Regions from separate parts of the Homo sapiens genome. Here all the other regions are linked to region 1. The links are chromatin loops, found by intact Hi-C in ENCODE. Cell type or tissue: PC-9. All regions are shown on one strand.

Region 1 (5,000 bases):
TTGTTCTGGGATTCCTTCTAAACTGCATGTGTCTGGCACATTTGCCCCACCTGCACAACCAGGAGCCCACCTGTCTAAGCACTGACTCCCCCTAACTCATGCTCCCCCTGTGCTCTCTTCTCTGCTGGAACCATCCTGAGCTGGGTCCCCACTCTCCTTCCACTATAGTATGGTACTTTTTCATAGGGCAGCCATTGACCACTTTGGAAACTAGACGTTCTGCTCTTCAAGCCCTTTGCCCCCACAACTCTCAGGGCTTGTTCTAGGTGGAAGCAGGAAAAGATGGGCATGCTAGTCCAGGACCCTCTATAGAAGGAATATCGGAGGGAAGCACAGGGTAAATCCATGGAGGCCCAGCCATGGAGGAGGAAATGATAGTCATAGGAAATGCCAAATGTCAGAGTGAGATTCAAGACATATTTGTTATTAATCAATTATGCAATGGTGTGATTGCATAAATAATGTGATTTTAGTTGGTTGTTTATTTGGGATGGAAATGTAGTCAGAAATTATTAAGTTGGTTATTGTGTCCCAGTACGCAATCTTTGAGTCAAATGACATTTGATTAGAAAATGTTCTTTCTTGTCTTACATTAAAGCTCTTTCCAGGGGCCTCAACAGGGGATAAAATATTGTGTTTTCTCAGAAATCTAGCAAATCAGAAGGTGAATGTTCATGATTATGATCTCTAAAGGAAAAGAAATTCTCTAATACAAGGTTTTGTTAAGCACAATGTTCACATAAGACATTTGAGGGAGAACCCCTTAAAAATAAGAGTTTAGGGCCAGGCACGGTGGCTCATGCCTGTAATCCTAGCACTTTGGGAGGCTGACGCGAAAGGTCAGAAGTTTGAGACCAGCCTGGCCAACATGGTGAAACCTCATCTCTACTAAAAATACAAAACTTAGCCAGGCATGGTCACGGGTGCCTGTAATCCCAGCTACTCAGGAGGCTGAGGTGGGAGAACCGCCTGAACCCAGGAGGTGGAGGCTGCAGTGAGCCGAGATCGCGCCACTGCACTCCAGCCTGGTGACAGAGCAAGACTCTGTCTCAAAAAGAAAAAAAAAAAAAAGAAAGAAAAAGAAAAATGAGAGATTATAATACCACAATGGATTCTTCACACAGATTATGCTATCCCTTGTTTGAAGATTTTCCAACATATGGCAAATTCTCTTTGTTTTTGGTCTTAACTGAGATTGGAAAAACTGAACTTAGTGTCATTTGAGGGAATTATTATAATGCAGTGTTTCTCAAACTTGGCTGTACATTATAATCACCTGGGGAGCTTTTATAAATCCCAGCTGTCCAGACCACACCATGGGCCAATTAAACTTTTCGGGTGCGACCCAGGTGTTTACCATGTGCAAAGAAGTTTGAAAATGACTAAAATAGGTAACTCTGAAGTCAAACTGCCTGGCTTCAAATTCCAGGCCAGCCACTTCCTAGCCATGTGACCCTGGGCAAGATATTTGATTTCTATGAATTCTATCAGAAAAAAAGACAATAAAAATAACATATTTTTGTAGGATTGCTATGAGGTTTAAACAAGATAATCTATGTAAATTATTTATTAATTTGCTGCAAAAGTAATCACGGTTTTGCCATTAAAAGTGATGGCAAACACTGCGAATCCTTTTCACCAACCTAACACAATGGGGCAGGCATATGTGAATTCCATAGGCTGGGCACAGTGGCTCACACCAGCACTTTGGGAGGCCAAGGGGTGGGGAGGAATGTGAACAATTTTCACAAGTTCAAGACCAGCCTAGGCAACATAGTGAGACCTCCTCTCTACAAAAAAATTAAAAAATTAGCCTAGTGTGATGGTGCATGCCTGTAGTCCCAGCTACTGAAGTGGGAGGATTGCTTGAGCCTGGGAGATGGAGGCTGCAGTGAGCTGTGATCGTGCCCCTGCACTCCAGCCTGGGTGACAGAGTGAGACTTTGTCTTAAAAAACAAAAAAATGAAGTTCTATGGTAATTATTATTAACTAACAGCTTTCTTATTTCATATTAATTACTCTGCAAGACACTTCCAGCATGGTTGCCCCATCTGACACTCATTCACCTCGTTGATTTTTTTTTGTTGTTGTTGTTGTTCTATAACATTCATTCATGCACAAATTCATTTTACAAGTATGTATTCATCTAACATTGACTTAACTATGAGTATGACAGAAGACACAAAAGAAATGTACACATCTGCCTCACCTCCCTTGGAGTTTATCTTCTCTAGTGTGTTCGTGTTTTCCGGTTCAGATCATAAGCATCATGAGCTAAGGGACCATGTTTTATGCCCGGACAGCCGTAGCACCCGGCGCTGCGGATTGGAGACACTGCTAGGCACCCGGGCTGGAAGATTGGGTTCTAGTTCTTGTTTTGCCGCTTACAGGCTGGGTGACAGGGAGCAATCCTGTTGTCCTCAATAGGTGTGTTTCCTCATCTGAAAGTGTACACAATCCATCCATGACTGCTGTGACGATTACAGGTCTACACAACGCGCATGTGGATTTGTCTTGCAAACGTCCACCATCAGGCCCTCAGGAAACAGTGCCGCGCGTGCCCACCAAGGGGCAGCAGATCGCAGTGCAGAGGCCCGCGGCGCTCGACGTCAGGGCGCACGTCCCACCCCGTGACCATGACTGTGACCGTGACCGAGAGCGTCGCTGGGGCACGGCCAGGCGGCGCGGCGGGAGTGCACAGGACGCGCCATGGCGGCCGAAGCCTCGGAGAGCGGGCCAGCGCTGCATGAGCTCATGCGCGAGGCGGAGATCAGCCTGCTCGAGTGCAAGGTGTGCTTTGAGAAGTTTGGCCACCGGCAGCAGCGGCGCCCGCGCAACCTGTCCTGCGGCCACGTGGTCTGCCTGGCCTGCGTGGCCGCCCTGGCGCACCCGCGCACTCTGGCCCTCGAGTGCCCATTCTGCAGGCGAGCTTGCCGGGGCTGCGACACCAGCGACTGCCTGCCGGTGCTGCACCTCATAGAGCTCCTGGGCTCAGCGCTTCGCCAGTCCCCGGCCGCCCATCGCGCCGCCCCCAGCGCCCCCGGAGCCCTCACCTGCCACCACACCTTCGGCGGCTGGGGGACCCTGGTCAACCCCACCGGACTGGCGCTTTGTCCCAAGACGGGGCGTGTCGTGGTGGTGCACGACGGCAGGAGGCGTGTCAAGATTTTTGACTCAGGGGGAGGATGCGCGCATCAGTTTGGAGAGAAGGGGGACGCTGCCCAAGACATTAGGTACCCTGTGGATGTCACCATCACCAACGACTGCCATGTGGTTGTCACTGACGCCGGCGATCGCTCCATCAAAGTGTTTGATTTTTTTGGCCAGATCAAGCTTGTCATTGGAGGCCAATTCTCCTTACCTTGGGGTGTGGAGACCACCCCTCAGAATGGGATTGTGGTAACTGATGCGGAGGCAGGGTCCCTGCACCTCCTGGACGTCGACTTCGCGGAAGGGGTCCTTCGGAGAACTGAAAGGTTGCAAGCTCATCTGTGCAATCCCCGAGGGGTGGCAGTGTCTTGGCTCACCGGGGCCATTGCGGTCCTGGAGCACCCCCTGGCCCTGGGGACTGGGGTTTGCAGCACCAGGGTGAAAGTGTTTAGCTCAAGTATGCAGCTTGTCGGCCAAGTGGATACCTTTGGGCTGAGCCTCTACTTTCCCTCCAAAATAACTGCCTCCGCTGTGACCTTTGATCACCAGGGAAATGTGATTGTTGCAGATACATCTGGTCCAGCTATCCTTTGCTTAGGAAAACCTGAGGAGTTTCCAGTACCGAAGCCCATGGTCACTCATGGTCTTTCGCATCCTGTGGCTCTTACCTTCACCAAGGAGAATTCTCTTCTTGTGCTGGACACAGCATCTCATTCTATAAAAGTCTATAAAGTTGACTGGGGGTGATGGGCTGGGGTGGGTCCCTGGAATCAGAAGCACTAGTGCTGCCATTAATGAATTGTTTAACCCTGGATAAGTCACTTAAACTCATCTATCCAGGCAGGGATAATTAAAACCATCTGGCAGACTTACAAAGCTTGGGACAGTTATTGGAGATTAATCTACCATTTATTGAATGCATACTCTGTGCAAGGAAATTTGCAAATATTAGCTTATTTAATCTGTACTATCCAGTGAGGTAATTTCTTCCCCCCCAAGATAGAGTCAAGCTCTGTCACCCAGGCTGGAGTGCAGAAGCATGATCACAGCTCACTACAGTTTCAACGTCCCCCGCTCAGGTGGTCCTTCCACCTCAGCCTCCCAAGTAGCTGGGACCACAAGTGTGCATTACCACACTCAGCTAATTTTTGTATTTTGGCAGAGATGGGGTTTCACCATGTTGCCCAGGCTGGTCTCAAACTCCTGAGTTCAAGCAATCCACCTTCCTCGGCCTCCCAAAGTACTAGGAGTACAGGCATAGCCACTTGCTCAGCCATAATTTTTATTATTAATCTCATTGTACAAGTGAGAAAACTGAGACCCAGAGAGCTTAAGTGACTTCCTCGAGGTCATAGTTACTTACTGCCTTAGTCCCAATTTGAATTCAATTCTGATTCCAAATAAGTTGCGCTTAAATAAGACAACAGATGTGGGAAAAATATGTGAATGTGTAGTGTTGCTATGTGTACTGTCTTTACAAGTAGCTAATTATTTTAGCACAAAGATGTGCAAAGAAAGGAGACTTTATGGAGAGTTCAGGAGAAAAAGGATTTTGTGGTGGCCATCACTTTCATTCAATTTGCGACTGCTCTGATGGCACATTAGATGAAGTTACTGTTGATCCTGAGTTACGTGAATAAGAAAAACAATTGAACTGCTTATTAAAAAAGTAAACATGTCTTTTAACGCCTATATCTTCTCCACTATACAAACTCAGAAAATACCACTTGGTTGTTTGAGAAAGGCCTATATTTGTGTAAGTTCTAAACTATTGCAGAACACACTACATACTAGCGTCAAAGGGCTGATGACGCTCCTGTTACATGTTTATGGGGTTTTTTCGTTTGTTT
Region 2 (5,000 bases), 310 kb after region 1:
AGATCAAATCTTATGTGCTTCTGTGTTTGGAATTGTCCTAGATTTCGTGAAGTTTTTCTTCCCAGTGGATAAGATCACATTCCTCTCTCTTCCCCCATCTGCTGGTAGTAGGTTAATGATTTATCTAAACGTTAGGATGAGCTCATCAAATTGAAGAAAGTAACGTAGAGGATGTGGAGAATGTATACTTATAAAGGGCATTTATCTGCAATGTCTGTAACAAGGAATTTGAGAGGATTTCCCTGATGTGGCCCCTCAGGCCTCTCACAAAAAGCGTATTGACTGGCTAGATTCCTTGCTAGAGGAAGCCTCCCACAGGCTGCAGTGCCTGGCATGAATGCTTGTTTTAGCCGCCACTAAGACACCTTGCCTTGTCTCTTGGCTCACTAGACCCAGTTCAAAATGTGGTTCAGGTCCTGGAGAAACAATACCTAGAAGAAAAGAGAAGTGCCCTAGAGGAGCAGCGGCTCATGTATGAGCGGGAACTGGAGCAACTCCGCCAGCAGCTCTCCCCCGACAGGCAGCCACAGAGTAGCGGCCCTGACCGCCTGGCCTACAGCAGCCAGACAGCGCAGCAGAAGGTGACCCAGTGGGCAGAAGAGAGGTAAGAACTGCAGCGGGGGCAGCCCAGAGTCAAGGCCCCAAGGCCGTGGGTCTTTGAGGGAGGGGTTTTTGAGACATGTCAGGGACAAACCTAGCAACAAGAGAACTCTTAATCCCATACGTGATATTGCCAATTAGCTTTTCCTTTCACAAATATTGTCCACCCTAAGTATGTTTACTATAATGTTAGCTGTTAAAGACCCCTCCTACCCCCAAACCATTTACCCTTCAATAAAAATGGTGCCAAGTTGCAAGGGTTAGACAGGTATGTATTGAAATTTAGAAAGTTTGAATAATTTCTTTAACACAAAAGCATTTTTTTCTTATTTCTCATACTTTTGAATCTATTTAAATACAACTTCAGTGCTGATTAATCTACTAAATGTGAAAGTTTAAGATTTATAGCTGGGTGCAGTGGCTCACACCTGTAATCCTAGCACTTGGGGAGGCTGAGGCGGGAGGATCACTTAAGCCCAGGAGTTTGAATCCAGCCCAGGCAACATAGTGAGACCTTGTCTCTACAAAAAGTAAAAATTACCCAGGCGTGGTGGTGCATGCCTATAAGGTCACTGGGAGGATCGCTTGAGCCCAGGAGTTTAAGACCAGCCTGAGCAACATAACGAGACCTTGTCTCTACAAAAAATAAAAAATTAGCCAGGCATGGTAGCTGGTGCCTATAATCCCAGCTACTTGGGAGGCTTAGGAGGGAGGGTCACTTGAGCCCCAGAGATCAAGGCTTTAGTGAGCTGCGATCATGCCACCACACTCCAGCCTGGGTGACAGGAAGAACCTGACCTGACTCAGGCCAGGTGCGGTGGCTCAGGCCTGTAATCCCAGCACTTTGGGAGGCCAAGGCAGCGGATCGCCTGAGGTCAGGAGTTCCAGACCAGCCTGGCCAACATGGTGAAACCCTGTCTCTACTAAAAATACAGAAAAAAAAGAAAAAATAGCAGCGCATGGTGGCAGGCGCCTGTAATCCCAGCTACTTGGGAGGCTGAGGCAGGAGAATCGCTTGAACCCAGGAGGCAATGGTTACAGTAAGCCAAGATCGCGCCATTGCACTCCAGCCTGGGTGACAAGAGGGAGACTTTGTCTCAAAAAAAAAAAAAAAAAGAACCTGACTAAAAGAAAAGATTTATGACTTTAAAATACTTATATCAGAACTCTCAAAGGAGAAAGTGGTAGAGTGTGGGTGGCAAGCCACCCAGGTGCCAAGGCAAGAGACCAAGGGCACAAGCTGTTCCAGTATAATAAAGCTAATATATAGAATAAGAATAGTTATACTAGAAATAGATTATAGATATGATTATATATGAATATCATTAATCATTAGTTTGTAGCATTACTCTTTATTCCAATATTATAATAATCTTTGTTCTACAGTTATCACCTGGGAAAAACCAGCCATACAGAGATAGGAGCTGAAGGGACACAGTGAGAAGTGACCAGAAGACAAGTGTAAGCCCTCTGTTACTCCCAAACAGGGCCACTAGAGGGCTCCCTGGTCTAGTGGTAAGGCCAGTGCCTGAGAAGGCGCCCATTACCTAGCGGGCCTTGGTCTAGCAGTAGCGTCAGTGCCTGGGGAAGGCACTAGTTACTTAGCAGACTGGGAAAGGGAGTCTCCCTTTTCCCGGGGGAGTTAGAGAAGACTCTGCTCCACCACCTCTTGTGGAAGGCCTGACATGAGTCAGGCCCGCCCGCAGCCATCCAGAGGCCTGTCTCCCTGTGATGCTGTGCTTCAGTGGTCACTCTCCTGGTCTGCTTTCATGTTCCACCCTGTACGCCTGGCTCTGCCTTCTCGATAGCAGTAACAGGATTAGCGAAAGTACTTAAAGTCTTTGAAATACATAGAAGAAATAATGGTGTAAGCTGTCCTCTCTCTGTCTCCGCCTTGGCTGCCAAACAGGGAAGGGACCCTTGTCCAGTGGACACATGACTTGCGTGACCTTCCTGTCATTGGTGATGGCTCACACTCTTTCCCCTGCCCCCTTTTCTTGTATCCAATAAATAACAGTGCAGCCAGGCATTCGGGGCCACTACCGGTCTCTGCGTCTAGGTGGTAGTGGTCCCCCGGGCCCAGCTGTCTTTTCTTCTATCTCTTTGTCTTGTGTCTTTATTTCTATGATCTCTCATCTCCACACACGAGGAGAAAAATCCACAGACCCAGTGGGGCTGGACCCTACAGTGGAGGAAATGGTAATAATAATAATCACCACTACCATAATAAGGACAATAGGCTATTGAAGACTTCAGTTGTGTTCTTGCCATAGTCCAGTCTTTTATTTAACATCCCAGCAGCAGTATGCCATAGGAACTATTATCCCTGTCTTATAGGTCAGGCAATCAGTTTAAATATCCTGCCTTAATCAACCATCTAGGAAGTGAAAAAAACAGAGTTTGAACCCAGTTTTCTCTGCAGTCTCCTAATAACACCTGTGTTATAATAATTAATAGTACTAATAAAAGCAACACCTGGCTGGGCGCGGTGGCTCACGCCTGTAATCCCAGCACTTTGGGAGGCCGAGGCGGGTGGATCATGAGGTCAGGAGTTCAAGACCAGCCTGGCCAAGATGGTGAAACCCCGTCTGTACTAAAAATACAAAAATAAGTCAGGTGCGGTCGTGGGCACCTATAATCCCAGCTACTCGGGAGGTTGAGGCAGAAGAATTGCTTGAACCCGGGAGGCAGAGGTTGCAGTGATCTGAGATCACGCCACTGCACTCTAGCCTGGGTGACAGAGCAAGACTGTCTCAAAAAAAAAAAAAAAAAAAGCCGGGCACTGTAGCTCATGCCTGTAATCCCAGCACTTTGGGAGGCCAAGGCGGGCAGATCACGAGGTCAGGAGATCAAGACCATCCTGGCTAACAAGGTGAAACCCCATCTCTACTAAAAATACAAAAATTAGCCGGGCGTGGTGGCGGGCGCCTGTAGTCCCAGCTACTCGGGGGACTGAGGCAGGAGAATGGCGTGAACCTGGGAGGCGGAGCTTGCAGTGAGCTGAGATCATGCCACTGCACTCCAGCCTGGGCAACAGAGCAAGACTCCATCTCAAAAAAAAAAAAAAAAAAAAAAGCAGCACCTTACATCTATAGACCATTTATACCATGTACCAGGTACTAATTGCTGTTCCTGTATTCCTCTAATCCTCACAACTGCTACTGCCTTTACACATAAGGAAACTCAGGCTGAGAGGTTAAATGATTTACCCAGATGGTCAGTTAGCTGGTAAATTGGGCGATGGGATCAGAGCCGTGGCATTCTGACTGTAGAGCTCTTCCTGTAACTCACACACACACTGCAGCTCTCACTAGCAATGAGATGCAGAACACAGGCCACACCCGGGGAAGGTGACTCCCAAGAGGAGAAAAGGGAACCCTGCCCTGCAGCGCAAGGCTCGCAACAGTCACGCACTTGTTAATGTTAAATGAAGAGAAGAGAGTCAATTATATTTTCCCCAGGAGCTACCTGCTCATCTGTCTGGATACTGAAATAGGAAGATTTATCATACTTATATTACTCTTTTTTCTGAGATGGAGTTTCACTCTTCTTGCCCAGGCTAGAGTGCAAGGCTGGAGTGCAATGGCATGATATCCGCTCACTGCAACCTCCATCTCCCAGGTTCAAGCGATTCTCCTACCTCTGCCTCCCAAGTAGCTGGGATTACAAGTGCCCACCACAATACCTGGCTAATTTTTGTATTTTTAGTAGAGATGAGGTTTCACCATGTTGGCCAGGCTGGTCTCGAACCCCTGACCTCAGGTGATCCGCCCGCCTCAGCCTCCCAAAGTGTTGGGATTATAAGCGTGAGCCACTGCACCAGATGTTATGTTACTTTTTATACTTTATTGTACCTGGAAGAAACAGACAAAAGTTATCAGATGGTCCTTTTTCTGAAGAGCTGCCTTTTACACATTTACTATGAGCTGGTGGCTTCACGCCAAGCAACAGCTAGCTGTTGAGGATAACTGATATAATTGTACCCATTGATATCCTTTCTATTTACTAAACAATATAAAAGATAAAAGCAAAAGTGTCTTCAAAAGAAGACATACATGTGGCCAACAAAGCATATTAAGAAGTGTTCATTATCACCAATGACTAGGGAAATGCAAATCAAAACCACAATGAGATACCATCTCACACCAGTCAGAATGGCTATTATTAAAAAGTCAAAAAATAACAGATTCTGGCAAAGTTGCGAAGAAAAGGGAACCCTTATACACTGTTGGTGAGAGTGTAAATTAATTCAATCATTGTGGAAAGCAATGCGGCAATTTTTTAAAGAGCTAAAAACAGAACTATCATTTCACCCAGCCATCTCACTATTGGGTATGTACCCAAAGAAATATAAGTTGTTCTACCATAAAGACACATGCACATGTATATTCATTGCAGTG
Region 3 (5,000 bases), 220 kb after region 1:
GCACATTTTAAAATGTTGGATCTATTTTTAAATACGGACTATTGTTAAATTTTAGACTGTTATTCCTATGTCCATTTTGTCAGTTACCTTGGCCTCAGTTTCACTGTCATGGAGCTGTATTGTACCTTACATGTAGGTATGGCTGTATGTGAGACCAGATGTCAGGTGTGGTTGTCCTGAAGTGTTTGTAGCATACTGCTCTTGGCTCTTTTCTGAAGAAATTAATATCATAGTTTAGTTCTTATAAATGTGTCCAACTTTATACATATTTATATAATTCTTTCCAGAGTTTTTTTTCCCCACTCTCTCTCTCTTTTTTTGTTTTGAGACGGAGTCTCACTCTGTCGCCAGGCTAGAGTGCAGTCGTGCAATCTCGGCTTACTGCAACCTCTGCCTCCCAGGTTCTCCTGCCTCAGCCTCCCAAGTAGCTGGAACTACAGGCACGCACCACCACACCTGGCTAATTTTTGTGTTTTTAGTAGAGATGGGGTTCACCATGTTGGCCAGACTGGTCTTGAACTCCTGACCATAAGTGATCTGCCTGCCTTGGCCTCCCAACGTGCCGGGATTACAGGCATGAGCCACCATACCTGGTCCCCCATTCTCCATTCTTTCCCTTCCTCTATCATACATATTTTCTTTAAAACCTTTTTTTTTTCCTTTTTTTTTTTTCTGAGACAGAGTCTCACTCTGTTGCCCAGGCTGGAGTGCAGTGGCGTGATCTTGGCTCACTGCAACCTCCGCCTCCTGGGTTCAGCGATTCTCCTGCCTCAACCTCCCAAGTAGCTGGATCTACAGGCACGCGCCACCACACCCGGCTAATTTTTGTATTTTAAGTAGAGACAGGGTTTCGCCATGTTGGCCAGGCTGGTCTCAAACTCCTGACCTCAGTTGATCCACCCGCCTCGGCCTCCCAAGGTGCTGGGATTACAGGCATAAGCCACAGCACCCAGCCAAAAACCTTTCTTTTCTTCAGGGAAAGAACCCTGTTTTATAAGTTCTGTCATTCTTCAGCTCCCCAGTACCCTTTTCCCAGATGAAATTTAGTTTCAGCAATGTTGACATTTTGCGTGTATAATTGAGGAGGACTATTTGTTGTAACAACAGCAATGGCATCTAACATTTATTGAGCAATAACTCTGCATGCTAATGATGTACAGCATTACCCACGCCACCTCATGCCATCCTTCAACAGTGCTAAAGGAGTGCTCTTCTATTCCCGCTTTAGAGGCTGAGACTCAGCGGTTGAGTAAACTTGTCCAAGGTCAACATGGCTAGATCAAGGCAGAGCTAGGATTGTTTGACCCCCAATCCTGAACTCCTCACCACTGTGCTTCATTATATCTTGTAGAATTAAGCCAAATACAGTTATGCCAGAAGGAAGTAGTTCAAATATACCAAAGTAGTCCAAAAAATCAAACCACAAGTCTGTCTGCTTCAGTACAAAATTAGTTGTTTTTCTTTTTGAGTTTTATTGAAAATGAAAATAGATTAACTGGTAATTTTTTAAAAAGAAACAGGGTTTTTTTTTTTTAAGAAGGCATATCAGGATTAGCATTTTTTAAAATTACAAGTGTATTTTGAGTTCATTTTAATTTTATTTCTTTAAGACAGTCTCGCTCTGTCGCCTAGGCTCGAGTGCGGTGGCATGACCATGGCTCACTGCAGCCTCAATCTCCCGGGCTCAAGCGATCCTCCCACCTCAGCCTCCTGAATAGCTGGGACTATAGGCACGCACCATCACACCTGGCTGATTTTTAAAAACAATTTTAGTAGAGACAAGGTCTTACTCTGTTGCTCAGGCTGGTCTTGAACTCCTGGGCTCAAGCAGTCCTCCCATTGTGACCTCCCAGAGTGCTGGTATTATAGTCATGAGCCACCATGCCCAGCCTCAATTAATTTTTAAATCTGTCAACAATATAATAAGTATCAATTGAAAGGAAGCCATTTTTTTCTTCATTCATTCCATCAGGTCTGCTTCAAGGTCTGTGACTGAAGTCCCATGTGGAAAGTCCCTTCACACTGTGGGGCAGTCGTTCAATCTTTGTAGACATGGTGGAGTGGCTAGGTGGAGGGGGCACACACTCAACAAGTCTTACAGATTTTTCCTTCAAGTTGTCTTTGTGTTCTGTCTTTCTGTCCTACTTTTTGTCTTGTCCTTGCAGTAGTGTCTTAACTTACACACGGTGAGGGCTGCAGTTGGTGCCAGGCAGAGGCTCACCAGTGCGTGTCTCACTGCTGACTCTAGATGGTGTGGCCTCTTACATTCACGCTTGAGTCTCACCCTCCTAAAACAGATCTGGCCATGTCATTCCCATTGCGCAAACCATCTGTGGCAATTTCTTCTGAGAAAAGGCTGAGTCATCATGGCAGTCAATGCTGTCTGCATTTTGGTTCTTGTCTATTCTTCCAGCTGTATGGCTCTCAATTACATTCTGTCTACCTGCTATTCCCTGAACATATCCTGTGCACTCTAGCTTTGTTCCAGCTGTCCTTCTGCCTAGGATTTGCTCCCAACACATCTGCATCTACATTTTTGTGGCTTTATTTATACCCCTCTTCAGTGGCCCTCAGTTTCCTACTACCTCAGCAGGAAGTAGTCGTTTGCAGCCTTCTAACTCCACGTTGTCATACCAGTTCCTTTTTTTTTTTTTTCCATAAATGCCTTTCCTTCTTGGAGGTTCACTCTGTGTAGGCTTCTCCTGCACATTCATGAAGGACACAGAAGGGCTAATTCATGCTATTAACCACATGGATAACCCTTGTAAGCATGAATGATCCACATCATTGAACATCCACATGGATTGCTATCCAATCAATACCTAGCCTAAGCTGAAAGAGCTCTCACCAAATTCTTTGATGCCAGAGAGGCAATACTCAATAGCAGTTAAGTGTACAGTGTGCTCCAGCCAGAGACTGCCTGGGTTTGAATCATGGTACTGATGCCAGTTAACTATGATCTTGTGAAAGTCATGCAATCTGTATACCTTGTTCCTCAGTATTTTTTATTTGAAAAATGATAATAATGAGAGTTTTTATGTATAGGGTCATTAAATATGTTAAGTGAGTTAAAGCAGATAGTAACAGAAACCTATCTGGCACATAATTAGAACTCAGTAAGTGTTAGCTATTAATTAAAGTAATGATCATCCATTTCAATTCACAGACATATACTATATGACCAGGTTAGAATTTACAACCCTGAAATGTGCTACCTCTGAAATGTTAGGTTTCACTTGTTGACTGTAGCATCTTATCTCACCCAGCACCTCTGCATCTTTATTCTTGAATTGTATCCAGACCATGAGTGTCTTACCTCTGCCGTTTTCTCCCAGTCTGTCATCCTCCTGACTTTACTTCCTTCTCTACCCAATTCTTGCCCTACCAGGTATTCTCATGGAACCGTAGCTTCCCCTCACCAACTGCAAGAATAGTGTTCTTGAAAAGTACCACAGCAGCCAGGCATAGTAGCTAATGCGTGTAATCTCAGCCTCACTTTGAGAGGCTGAGGCAAGAGGATTGCTTGAGCCCAGAAGTTCGAGACCAGCCTGGACAATATGCCAAGACCCTGTCTTGACAAAAAAATACAAAAATTAGCTGGGTGTGGTAGTGCACACCTGTAGTCCCAGCTACTTGGGAGGCTGAGATGGGAGGATCTCTTGAGCCCAGGAGGTTGAGGCTACAATGAGCTGTCATCACATCATTGCACTCCAGCCTAGGCAGCAGAGTGAGATCTCCTCCAAAAAAAAAAAAAAGAAGAAAGAAAGAGAAAAAGGGAAAGGGAAGGGGGAAGGGGAAAGGGAAAGGGGGAAGAAAGGAAGGCAGGGAGGGAGGGAGGGAAGGAAAAGAAAAAGCAAAGCACCATAGGCAGTGAGATCAAAGTCTTAGAGGAAATAAGGGGTTAGGAGAAAAACAATTAGAAAATGACATTAAGCATATACTTAAACTTAGTAGATTCTGAATGATCTACCCAGTATTCTTCCAAAACAAACTTGGTGGCATGTCTCTTGAATGAATCAGCTTCTTCACATGTTCAGAAAATTTTACTGTAGTGATTGTAGGTTTGATCATCTGATGACTCTCTTTTTTAAAATTTTCAAACCAGGCTTTATCTTGGAACTTAAAGTTTTTGAAATTTGCATTCTTCTTGTGATAGGTTTCAAAGGTCTTCCAGATGCTTATGTAACCCCTTCTACTTTTTATAATTCATAGAAGCATTTGTTGTATGTTTTCAATGTAGGTAATGTTAGATTATTGATAGAAAAGTATATAAACTTATCTCCAAACTACAGTTCATAAATCCTGATTGAAAATGGTACCTACTGTCCTGCAAAACCTCATCCCTATACCATCATCCCAGGTCTCACTTTCTCTGCTAACTGTAGTCTAACTGCTGAGCTTGGCAACAGAACAATCCCATGAGTCTGTGGCCCTCAAATGAGCTGTGTTCTCTGGTGATTTTTGCACAGATGATTCCCCCTATTGGGATAACATTTCTTTGGCTTGTCAGCTTGGTGAATTCCTATTAAGTCCTCCTAAATTCTGCTCCAGGCGTTTCTCCTCCAACAAAATTCCCTCTTTGCCCAGTGAATCCCCCGCTTTTTTGGAGAGCTGCTGTGCACTTTATATTGTTTTGTGATATATGTATAAAAAATCAGTTTCTTGTTTGAAAGACAAAAAGACTAATTTATTTTTGTATCCCAACAAAGTGGCAGACAGTGCATGTGAAATGTTTGTTGACTGAACATAGCTCTTCATTCCTGTCTCTGTTGTCACACTTATCACCATCCACTTAATATTAATTATTCATGTATGTATCTGTCTCTCTTGCATGGTTTTAAGCTTCCGGATGTCAGAGACCATGCCTAATTCCTCTAAATATTCCCTCAAAGCACTCCTAATATGCATTGTGGGAGTTAGTACTCAATAAATACTTGCTGATTAGGAGAATACTTAGAACAGGGGTGTCTGATCTTTTGACTTCCCTGGGCCACATTGGA
Region 4 (5,000 bases), 130 kb after region 1:
TAAAAATACAAACATTAGCTGGGCATGACGGCACATGCCTGTAGTCCCAGCTACTTGGGAGGCTGAGGCAGGAGAATCGCTTGAACCTGGAAGTGGAGGTTGCAGTAAGTTGAGATCGTGCCACTGCACTCCAGCCTGGGCAACAGAGCGAGACTCTGTCTCAAAAAAAAAAAAAAAAAAAAAGACACTAGTCATTAGATTTAGGGACCATCCTAACCCAGTATGGCCTCATCCTAATTTTATTTCTGCCAAGACCCTGTTTCCAAATAAGGTCACATTCACAGGTACTGGAGGTTATGGCTTGTACATACCTTTTTGGGAGTTACAAATTCAACCCTCTACAATTCCCACTGATAGAAACTACCAGAGCAATGGCTTAGCATAGGGATGGTATCTTGCTTGTGAAAAGGTCCTGGATAAAGAATTTCAGGAATGGTGGGAGGTAATATTAAACAGAGAGGTTTTTTGTTTGTTTGCTTGTTTTTGAGGTGGAGTTTGGCTCTTGTTGCCCAGGCTGTAGTGCAACGGTGCGATCTTGGCTCACCGCAACCTCCGCCTCCCAGGTTCAAGCGATTCTCCTGCCTCAGCCTCCCAAGTAGCTGGGATTACAGGCATGTGCCATCACGCCTGGCTAATTTTGTATTTTTAGTGGAGACGGGGTTTCTCCATGTTGGTCAGGCTGGTCTCGGACTCCCGACCTCAGGTGATCTGCCAGCCTCGGCCTCCCAAAGTGCTGGGATTACAGGCGTGAGCCACCGTGCCCAGCCTGAGAGTTTTTTGAACAATAGAATACCATGCACGATTAAAGGATAAAATTTTAATTTTGTGAAAAATCAGTCTGGAAGCTGGATTTAGGAGTGATTAGAGGAGGCAAAGCTAGGAGGGTTAACAGGATGTCTCAGCAGCCCAAAAGTGAAGAGGTAAGCACAGACCTAGATTCTTAGCCTCAGAGGGCTGGAAATTTCACCTCTTTCTGAGCAGCAGCTGAGAGCCTGTAGCCTAAAGCCTACAACAGTGTTTGTAACATAGTAGGGCGCTCAGAACACATTTGTTGAACAAGTGAATGGACAGGTAAAGTGAGATTGCAGCAGCAGGAATGGAGAGGAGGAAAGATGCAACAGGCCCTTCAGAGGTAGACTGAGATAGCTGGCTCTACAATAAGGTGGGGCTGAAGTATTTGTCCTTCAGTGTACACAGGGGACTGGTTCCAGGAACATCCAAAACCATGCATACTCAAGTCCCACAGTCAGCTCTGCAGAACCCACAAATAGGAAAAGTTGGATCTCTCAGTTTTGAACCTGCCAAATACTGTCTTTTCTTTTTTCTCCCTTTTTTTTTTTGAGACAGGGTCTTGCTTTGTTGCCTAGGCTGGAGTGCAGTGGTGCGAACATGGCTCACTGCAGCCTCAACCTTCCAGGCTCAAGTGATCCTCCCACCTCAGCCTCTCCAGTAACTAAGACTACAGGCACCTGCCACCATGCCCGGCTATTTTTTAAATTTTTATGTTTGGCAAGATGGGGTTTCTTTACATTGCCCAGGCTGGTCTCGAACTCCTGGCCTCAAGTGATCCTCCCGCCTCGGCCTCCCAAAGTGTTGGGATTACAGGCGTAAGGCACTGTGCCAGAGCACGAATACTGTATTTTCAATCAGATTTTGGTTGAAAAAAAGCCACGTGTAAGTGGACTCGTGCAGTTCAAACCCGTGTTGTTCGAGGGTCAAGCGTAGCATCACCTCGGTTGGAGGCGGACGGACCCCTCTCCTAGCACCTGCCGTACACTGTCTAGCATAATAAGTCTCCACGCCCTCTCTTCCACCTTAGCGTGTGCCTCTGCATCATGCTATTCATGTTTCTGTGTGTCCTCAACAGCACCCTGCACACAGTAAAACCTCAATGCATCTTCCAATAAGTGGATTTCTAGATTTAAGCAAAATCGAAAGATTCCTGGATCTAAACTCTGGATTTTTGACTTCTGTACGCTTCAAAATGCCTGGCACTCGGTGAGCGCCCCTTAAGCACTTGTTGAACCAAACAGAATAAATCGGATTCGCCCAGTTCCGCCCTGGCAGCGAGGTCTGCATTTGGCAGGATGACAGAATCCATTGCTATTAAATTCTTATGTAAGAGTTAATGGCCCTCCCAGCCCACTTGACATCCCTCCCGAGACAAGAGAGGCCGGGAAAGGAAGGGAGAGCACTATTTACAAACATACACTGTTTCGGTGGTGGATTCACAGATTCATTTCTAGTCTCGGTTCACCACAGAGATCTTAAAATACCGCTGCAGGCTCCGTGTGGGACAGAGGGGGCGGCGTGCCGGGACTCGGAGGGGAAGGCCTGCGCACCCAGCGCGGCGAGCCGTGGTCCTTGCTGCCGTCCCGGGGCTCCGGGTGGCAGCGGCCCCAGAAGGCGGCTCGAGCTCACGGCGGTGTCCGGGGGGGGGCCCCGCGGGCGCCGGTGCAGGCTTGGCCTGGGAGGTCCCCTGGGGAAACAATGCGTCCCGCCCCGGACTCCAGCCTCCCCTAAGCGCCGCGCTGCTCGCCGCTCCTCTCACTGCCGTCCCGCCGCTCCAGGGGGCGCCGCGCGTGGCCGTGTCCGGCCTCTCCCGAGCCCCGGCGGGTGACGGGCGCGGAACATGGCGGCGCGGGGCCCCGGGCAGCCGCGAGGGGCCGCGGCGCTGCGGTCTCGGCTGGGGCGGCGCGGCTAGAGCTGCGCCTGGGCCCGCCGGCGAGGCCTCCTCCCCGCCCGCCGCCGCCGCCGCCGCCGCCGCGCCCCGCCCCGCGCGCCCGCCCCTCCCCGGGCCGCGGCCGTGCCCCGCGTCGCGCTCCCCCGGGATGGCCCGCGCGCCTCGGCGCTGCCTCTCGGAGCTCACGGCGGAGCGGCGGCGGCCGCGCTCGAGGGGCGCGCGGCTGCAGCGGCGGCGGCGCCGCGCGTGAGGGGCCGCCTAAGGCCGAGCGGGCGCGGCGAGCGGCCGGGCGAGCGCAGCCAACATGTCGGATACCAAGGTAAAAGTTGCCGTCCGGGTCCGGCCCATGAACCGACGAGGTGAGGAGCTTTCCGCTCTTTTTTATTTCTGCTCGGGCTGAGGGCGGGGGCAACTTTAGAAACTGCGGGGCCGGGACGGCGAGAGCGCGGCCGGGGCCGGGGGGCCGGGGCGGAGGCGGCGTCCGCGCTGGCCGTGGTGCCCGGGGCGCCGTCTCCAGGCTCGGCCGCCTCCAGGGACGGAGCCCCGCTCGGCGCGGCTGGCGGGCGGGCGGGCTGGAGGCGCGGATGCTGGACTTTGCAACGTCCCTTTCTCTCTGCTTTCAGAACTGGAACTGAACACCAAGTGCGTGGTGGAGATGGAAGGGAATCAAACGGTCCTGCACCCTCCTCCTTCTAACACCAAACAGGGAGAAAGGTAAAGCGGGTTCCGAGAGGGCGGCTGGGAGGATCCAGCCTCGCGGGGTCCCGCAAGTTTGAGCCAGGAAAATGGGAGTGCTCTTTCCTATTGTTAGGAGGACGGCTTCAAGTTTGTCGCCGGCTCCTGTTTGAAGCTGTTGCAAGTCCAAGTTCCTCTCCTCCCTCGCCCCCCTTCTCCTCCATCTAGAGCGGCGGCAGGCAGGGCACCCTGGCCACAGCACCAGTCAGCTGAGCCCGGGCGGGCTGCGAGGCACCCGGGAGGGAGAGGGCCGGATGGGACCCCATAGGTGATTCGTCCAGCGGCCACATTTTACAGACAGGAAAACTGAGGCCCGAGGCGGGCAGGTGACCAGCCCACGACCTTATTGTTCGTGGAACCCAGTGTCCGTGATTCTTTTCATCACTGCAGGGTTTGTTTCCTTTGGCAGAATTGTTTAGGGACAGTGTGTCTAAAATGGGAGGAAAAAATAAAGCAAAAGTCTTGTACGATGTAGACTCAGGCTGGACTAGTTAGTATCTATTTTAGTTGTTGTTGCTGAGTTGAGATAATGCCTCAATGTAATGCGCGAATTTTGATTTTCAAAGAAACAAAAGTAGGGCCCTGAACTGTATAGACACTGAGGGATGTTTAAAAAGGGGCTGTATTTACTAGATGGCAACATATTTGCATTTGAAAAGTGGTAACTGTTGGATCCTTATTAATTCCGTTCTGTTCCATGCAACAGTATGGGTTAACGCCCCAAAATAATTTGAATATTTGGCATTTTTCTAGTAAGCCTCTGAGAAGAAATCGGTTGGAATTCATTCAATATAATAATGCAGTAGCTTGTAAATATATATATGTGAAAAAACGGGAGAGTTTACAATATTAATTTTCATTGGAAATGAATATGAGTTTGTGTTTCCACGAATCACCTGTTGATCGATGGAATACAATTTAGTGAATTTCCTTCTTCAGAGATTTTCACTGAAGAGAGACTCTGAAGCAGGGTTTGTGACATTATTGCTTAGAGAAGCAATGCCTCCATTCTATAATGTGTGGTGTTCAAGCTCAGTTTTGCCAAATTTGGGGAAAGAAATCATGAGGCGATAAGATTGGGGATTCTTTGCTTTTCGTGTTGAGCATAGCAGTTTTTATCCAGTTTGCAAACATTCTGCTACCTTTAGCAGATTCTGGTGGTGATATTAAATAGCTAAGCTATATGTAAAATGTTGTGTTTAACACTGAATGTAGTGTTTATTGTACATTGTACTGAATGTTGTCTAGTAATGGATGTATTTTTAGATGCATTTATAGCAGTGTAGATAGTATAGCATATTTCATGGTGATAGTAAGTAAACTCATTGAGTACATTAAATATTTACAGATTAAATTAGATGCCCATATCACCAACGAATGTCCCCTCCCCCCACCCCCCCGCAAACTGCATATTGTTTCGGGAAAAAATTCTGTTGGGTCAGATTCTTGAAAGCAGTCTGGGGGAACAGGTAGAATACTTTTTAGCTCCTGTTGTGTAGCCGTTACTTGTTTTCCTTGCTGGCTTGGCACCTGCTCCTTGTCACTCTTAACCATAAGCAGTGCGACTGTTAGCTACTGTTTA
Region 5 (5,000 bases), 380 kb before region 1:
CAACTTTAAAGGAGTTTAGGGAAGGCAATTGAATTTTGATTTTAAATAAAATTCCTGAATTGAAATTCCTTTCCCAAACCACTGTATAATGTTGCTGTGTGAAGAAAAAAAAAAACTTTGCAAATGACTTTCCAAAAGTCATTAAACATGTAAAATGTTGTTCTCCTTTTAACATATATGACTGTCAGTCAACATGGAAACTCCAGCAGATAAAGATTCTCTTCTTTCAGGAATCAGGGAAGTATGCAAACTCTCATGAGCTGATTTTCTTAATTTTTCCACTTACAGGCCAGTCATCACTCACAGACCAAGATCACACCCATACATATTTTTGTCCAACTCTATTCCTCCATCTTTGTCTTCTAGATCTTACCTAGTAAGTCCAGGGAAATCTCTCCTTACTTCCTCTGTTTCAATTCTGAGAGAGAAATTGCCTAATTCATAAGTAAAAGCTAATATATATATCTACCCAGACAGGAAAGCTACACGGTTTTAGATTGAATTAGCCACAAGAATCAAGGCACCAACATCTCAAATTCTTGGAGTTCTTCAAGCTTTACAAAAATCTCTTCTTGTGTTTTTAATACTCAAACATTTACTCAAACATCTTAACGAGAACTAAACACATATTTCTACTCAATATTTTTATCTCCTTTATAATTTTGAACATTCTATCAGCATTCTTCTTACTTGTTTTAGTTACAAATGTTATGATTTCATCTGTATCATAGATTTAATTGATTTTGGAGAGTTGATCTGGAAACCAATTTATAATGTATATTTATAATGTTAATATTATATAATTTTGTATAGATAATCTTATAATTTTATAAATAAGAACATGTATTTTTGCCTCAATACTTACCAGCTAATCCATTTATTGGTCTAAGACTAAATGTCCTTCTATATTCCCTTAAACATATAAAATGTGGGTAACAACAAAGACCTTTTAATGAATACATCCTAGCTAACTCATAGATTATCAATTGAATTGTGTCATGATTATTTACTTTGCAAAAAGATTCTTTGCTTTTCAAAAGAATTAAGTTTCCTTTAAATAGTCACATGTAAAGGCATATTTTAACTCACACACCTGTTCATGCACATAGCTGTTTGCTGAATTAAGTGTAAAAATAAAATGAAGGGGAAATATCTTCACTCTCATTTTAGGCTTGTAGACTCTGCCTCCTCGGAGATACTCCCACTTCCTAACAGAAAGGCCTCAAGCCATTCTACGTGAATGTTAGATTCCACATTAGCAGATGCTGCTCCATACCCTCCCCACAGCCCACAAGAAGTAGCTGGGTGAAATCTAGGGCTAGGGACGCCTGGCGATGCCTTACACAGGTGGTTAGCAGGAGCAAGATGTCCAAAGAACAAACTGTTTCCAAGTCTCCCTTCTGTATCTTCTCATTAGAGGCAAGAGATATATCTTGGGAATCTCTGCCCCATTGGAAACTTTCCTAAACTTAGGACCTATTCCTGCCCCATCCCTCGGCTAGAGTCCCTGTCTCTAATACTAATTGTGGATATTAAGAATGGGGCCTACAAATGGATTATGTCACATTCTCTTCATTTTATGGATTAAATGCTGTCATCTTTTCACATTCCTTAACTGGCCTCTAAAAACAAAATCCAGCCCTGTCCTTTGTAAAGAACTGGATTGGTATTTGTCTCTTAAAGGTGTATATCCCCCATGCTCAGGCTACCTGCCTCTGTGGAAATAAGAGAAGAATTCCCTAACTCACTCATGTTCTGAGAAGACTGCTGGCCAGGGCGGATGTACGTAGTCTCATGCATATGCCACTGTACCCAAAATTGTACCATCAGTGACAGAATGAGCATATATTTCACTGGTGCCCACAACTGGTGGCAGGCACTTGGTAGGTTAGTGGTACGAAGATAACTAAGTTGGTTCTTACCCTCAAATAGCTCAGAGTCTACTGGAGGGCTCCCTCCTTTGGAATGAATTATTGTTCTTTCTCTCTATCTCTCTTAACATGCAACTATTCATTGATATAATTAATAGCATAGCATACCATAAGTTGCACATCAGATCTTTCCTTGCAATCCTAGTGTTTTGGGAAAAGACAACTTTTAAAAAGTCCTCATAAACCACTGAAATGAGTACAATGACCTACACACACCCCAGTTTGATAAAAACTCAATTCTGTTACCCTAAAGACGCACTTCACTACAACCATTGCCTTCCTTCAACCAAGAGCCATTCGTCTGCCATTACTTGAACAGAGCAGCAGATGGCACCAGAAAACTGCAGCATGAGAGGAACTGCACAAGCATTCTCGGCTTCCAACGTTCCCTTCCTTCTCAGGGAGTCAGCATTTCACATAACAGTGCCTCAAATTTGTCCTCAGGGGTATTATTTTCCTCAGAGAAGAGCTGGAGAAATAAACTGATATTCTAGTAAGAGAAGCACCCACCATCGTCATTGTCAACAGTGAGATTTGGTGCAAGGGCGAGCCATATTGCTTCCGGGTAACTCCATGACTTTCCAAGTGAGTAATCTTAAGAAACTCCGTGTTCTCATTTCCTCATCTACTAGAGGAATTAGAGTCAGAATTTCATCTAGCACCCTGAGAGGAACACATGAGAACCAAATGCCGTGCTGGATTTGAAAGGTTTTTGTAAACTGTGATAGGTTATTTATTAATTACCAGTAGCACACATTTCCCTCTGAGATCAGAGTGCATCTGGCGTGACACAAGCTGAGGCGGAAAAGCATTTTCTCTGCAGAAGCATGAGGTGCTCAGCCTGGGAATGCGGTGTTTCCACCATGCTGGGCCAACACACTCAATAGCATACAGTGAGGGAACAGAAGTGCTATTCAGCTTCTGGATACCAGGGATTTGCCCTCCCAGCTCTCTGGTTAACATTTCACCCCTTCCTCAATTCCAGTCTCAGGCAGACACCCTGGGACACTCATTCCCTGTCCTCTCAGCAAATCCCAGTGAAACTAAAACCTAAGCAAAGTGATGAAGAAGAGTCTCTAAAGTCCTCTGTTCCACATCCTGATTTCAATTTTCCCTTTCCAGATAATTCTGTGTCATCACTTTTACCCAGGCTGCCCCTGTCAGTAGGAAAATGAACAGGAAAAGGAACAGATAGCTTAACATGTTACCCCTTCAAGAAATATCTATATTTTAAATGAGAATTGTGGTGAAAGAACCATGTTTCATCCAAAGGAAAAAGTCTCTAACAGTCAAATGGGAGCCCCTGTAGGCAGAGAGAGTTTTTAAGTCACCAGCTCCTCCCACTAAAAAAGTCATCTCTCATAGATTTTAACTTAAGGCCCAGATAGCTTTTCCCCCTTTCTGTCCCCCAATTTCTTCCCTCTGGTCTATATAACTGATCACACTCTGTGAAAAGTATCCACTCTGCTCTTTTTTCCCTCTATGCCTGTCAGCAGCCGCATCTTTGTTTTTTCAGACAGAGTCTTACTCTGTCGCCCAGGCTGGAGTGCAGTGGCACAATCTCAGCTCATTGCAACCTCTGCCTCCTGGGTTCAAGTGATTCTCCTGCCTCAGCTTCCCAAGTAGGTGGGATTACAGGCGCCCGCCACCATGCCCAGCTAATTTTTGTATTTTTAGTAGAGACGGGGTTTCACCATGTTGACCAGGCTGGTTTCAAACTCCTGACCTCATGTGATCCACCCGCCTCAGCCTCCCAAAGTGCTAGGATTACAGGCGTGAGTCACCGCGCCTGGCCAGCAGCCGCCTTTTTAAATTTTCTGAACTTGTGCTCGCTTCCACAGCACATATACTACATTTTCTGACCTTTAACTCCCTGTTGAAGTTCTTCTCCCACCACATATACATGTGCTCAATAGAAATCAAGCTAACCTCCATGTAATCACCAAATCTTAACAATAATATTTTAACTCTGTGTAATACTTTATAATTGACAGAGTGTTTCCATTCAACAGGTAAACAGGGGAATGGGAGGGGATGACATGTCGGAAATGGCCTGAGGTCCCAGGGCTAACCAGAAGCAGGATTCAGACTTCAATGCAGACCTCTGTCTCTCAGTGGTCCAAAGACCATTCCCTTCTAACACTAAGAGCTTTCCAGAAGCTGTGGAAAAGGAGCCCTGAAGAACAAAATGGTAGTGCCAGGGGGGTGCCCTGATGTCCCACACCTGCACCTCCAGGCCTGCAGACCTTCCATGGGGACCAAAGGTAACCATATCTACAGCCAGCATTGGTCATCTCGCTGCTGGCAACAGGGGAATGAGGATGAAGGTAGATGTTCTCTCAGCCCATTGCCACTGCCCTCTCTTGAACTCCCTTGAATACCTAAGACAAGGTGTACCTTGAGCTGAACAAAACCCAGAGTGACCTTCCTAAATCCCAGCTTCAACCTTGGACTTTGAATACCTTGAAAAACCCCAAGATAAGGGAGGAAAGAAGAGCTCTAAGAAGCAAAGAAATGAGGGCCTAAAACCATGTCCTTAATTCCTTATTTCTTAATCCTTCCTGAGGATGCACTGTATGGAAAGTGCATTCTAGGCTGTTGTGCAAGAAGGGGAACCACCACATTCTTTTCCTGTGTTTACTGGAATCCCCTAATGTGACTTAGCAGCACGTCCACCAACCCCTGTTCCTCCCCTTAGACTGTTCTTACAGAGCTTCCTCTTGGGCCCACAACAGAGCTGCTGTGCTCCTGCCGGGCGGGCCGTCTTCTGACACACACACAAAAGCCTTGTTAGAGCTCCTTCCTTACTAGGGACAGCCCAAGGCCAAAAGAGAGATTCCCTGCCCCAAAACAGGGATGAAGAGCCCAGAACTTCTCTGTCACTGAGAATTTCAATGCCGTAGAGGTAACCTGGGATGGAGAGGAATTGAAAAGAGCTACTGAGAAGGGCCATTCCTCATGGGGCACCAGGGGGGCTTCGCGGGGGCGCAGGGAGGGCCGTTCCTGCCAGTGGCCCTTCTAAGAAACTCTATAACATCCATGTGAATGCTTTTGTCTGAGAGCTGGGAA

What was found. A loop is a pair of places that touch in the nucleus more often than their neighbours do. Peaks named below come from ENCODE experiments on the same cell type or tissue, not always from the same donor. Only the 100,000 strongest peaks of a DNase experiment are listed, where the experiment ranks them.
Region 2: a loop joins it to region 1, with 9 times the contacts of the local background. A loop is called at or near these places in 25 of 110 quality-filtered maps.
Region 3: it touches region 1 in a loop (6-fold over the local background); 4 of 110 quality-filtered maps call a loop at or near these places.
Region 4: it touches region 1 in a loop (7-fold over the local background); 66 of 110 quality-filtered maps call a loop at or near these places.
Region 5: it touches region 1 in a loop (21-fold over the local background); 5 of 110 quality-filtered maps call a loop at or near these places.

The regions. Positions count from the first base shown.
Region 1 is chr6:18,120,316-18,125,315 of GRCh38, reverse strand. NHLRC1 (NHL repeat containing E3 ubiquitin protein ligase 1) reads left to right here and starts at 2,639. Exons shown (of 1, transcript NM_198586.3): 1 at 2,639-4,876. The coding sequence starts at 2,710. The coding sequence ends at 3,897. In PC-9, a CTCF peak has its summit at 2,559 (motif pointing right); no DNase peak of the experiment used is centred here; H3K4me3 peaks cover 548 bases.
Region 2 is chr6:17,812,624-17,817,623 of GRCh38, reverse strand. It overlaps KIF13A (kinesin family member 13A), which reads left to right. Exons shown (of 39, transcript NM_022113.6): 17 at 391-604. Among named protein-coding and RNA genes, the nearest start is that of NUP153-AS1, 110 kb to the right of the region's middle. RefSeq lists an enhancer at 1,952-2,246. In PC-9, a CTCF peak has its summit at 2,093 (motif pointing right); a DNase peak (open chromatin) is centred at 2,123.
Region 3 is chr6:17,905,209-17,910,208 of GRCh38, reverse strand. All of the region lies in intron 2 of KIF13A (kinesin family member 13A), which reads left to right. Among named protein-coding and RNA genes, the nearest start is that of KIF13A, 80 kb to the left of the region's middle. In PC-9, CTCF peaks have their summits at 1,815 and 2,017; DNase peaks (open chromatin) are centred at 2,318, 2,628 and 4,028; H3K27ac peaks cover 3,962 bases.
Region 4 is chr6:17,985,451-17,990,450 of GRCh38, reverse strand. It overlaps KIF13A (kinesin family member 13A), which reads left to right and starts at 2,816. Exons shown (of 39, transcript NM_022113.6): 1 at 2,816-3,042; 2 at 3,307-3,397. The coding sequence starts at 2,988. RefSeq lists silencers at 2,241-2,740, 3,111-3,230. In PC-9, no CTCF peak of the experiment used is centred here; a DNase peak (open chromatin) is centred at 2,120; H3K4me3 peaks cover 3,573 bases; H3K27ac peaks cover 1,713 bases.
Region 5 is chr6:18,501,432-18,506,431 of GRCh38, reverse strand. All of the region lies in intron 2 of LOC105374955 (a long non-coding RNA gene), which reads right to left. Among named protein-coding and RNA genes, the nearest start is that of MIR548A1HG, 19 kb to the left of the region's middle. In PC-9, CTCF peaks have their summits at 2,055 and 2,258 (motif pointing right); DNase peaks (open chromatin) are centred at 2,291, 2,511 and 4,581; H3K4me3 peaks cover 428 bases.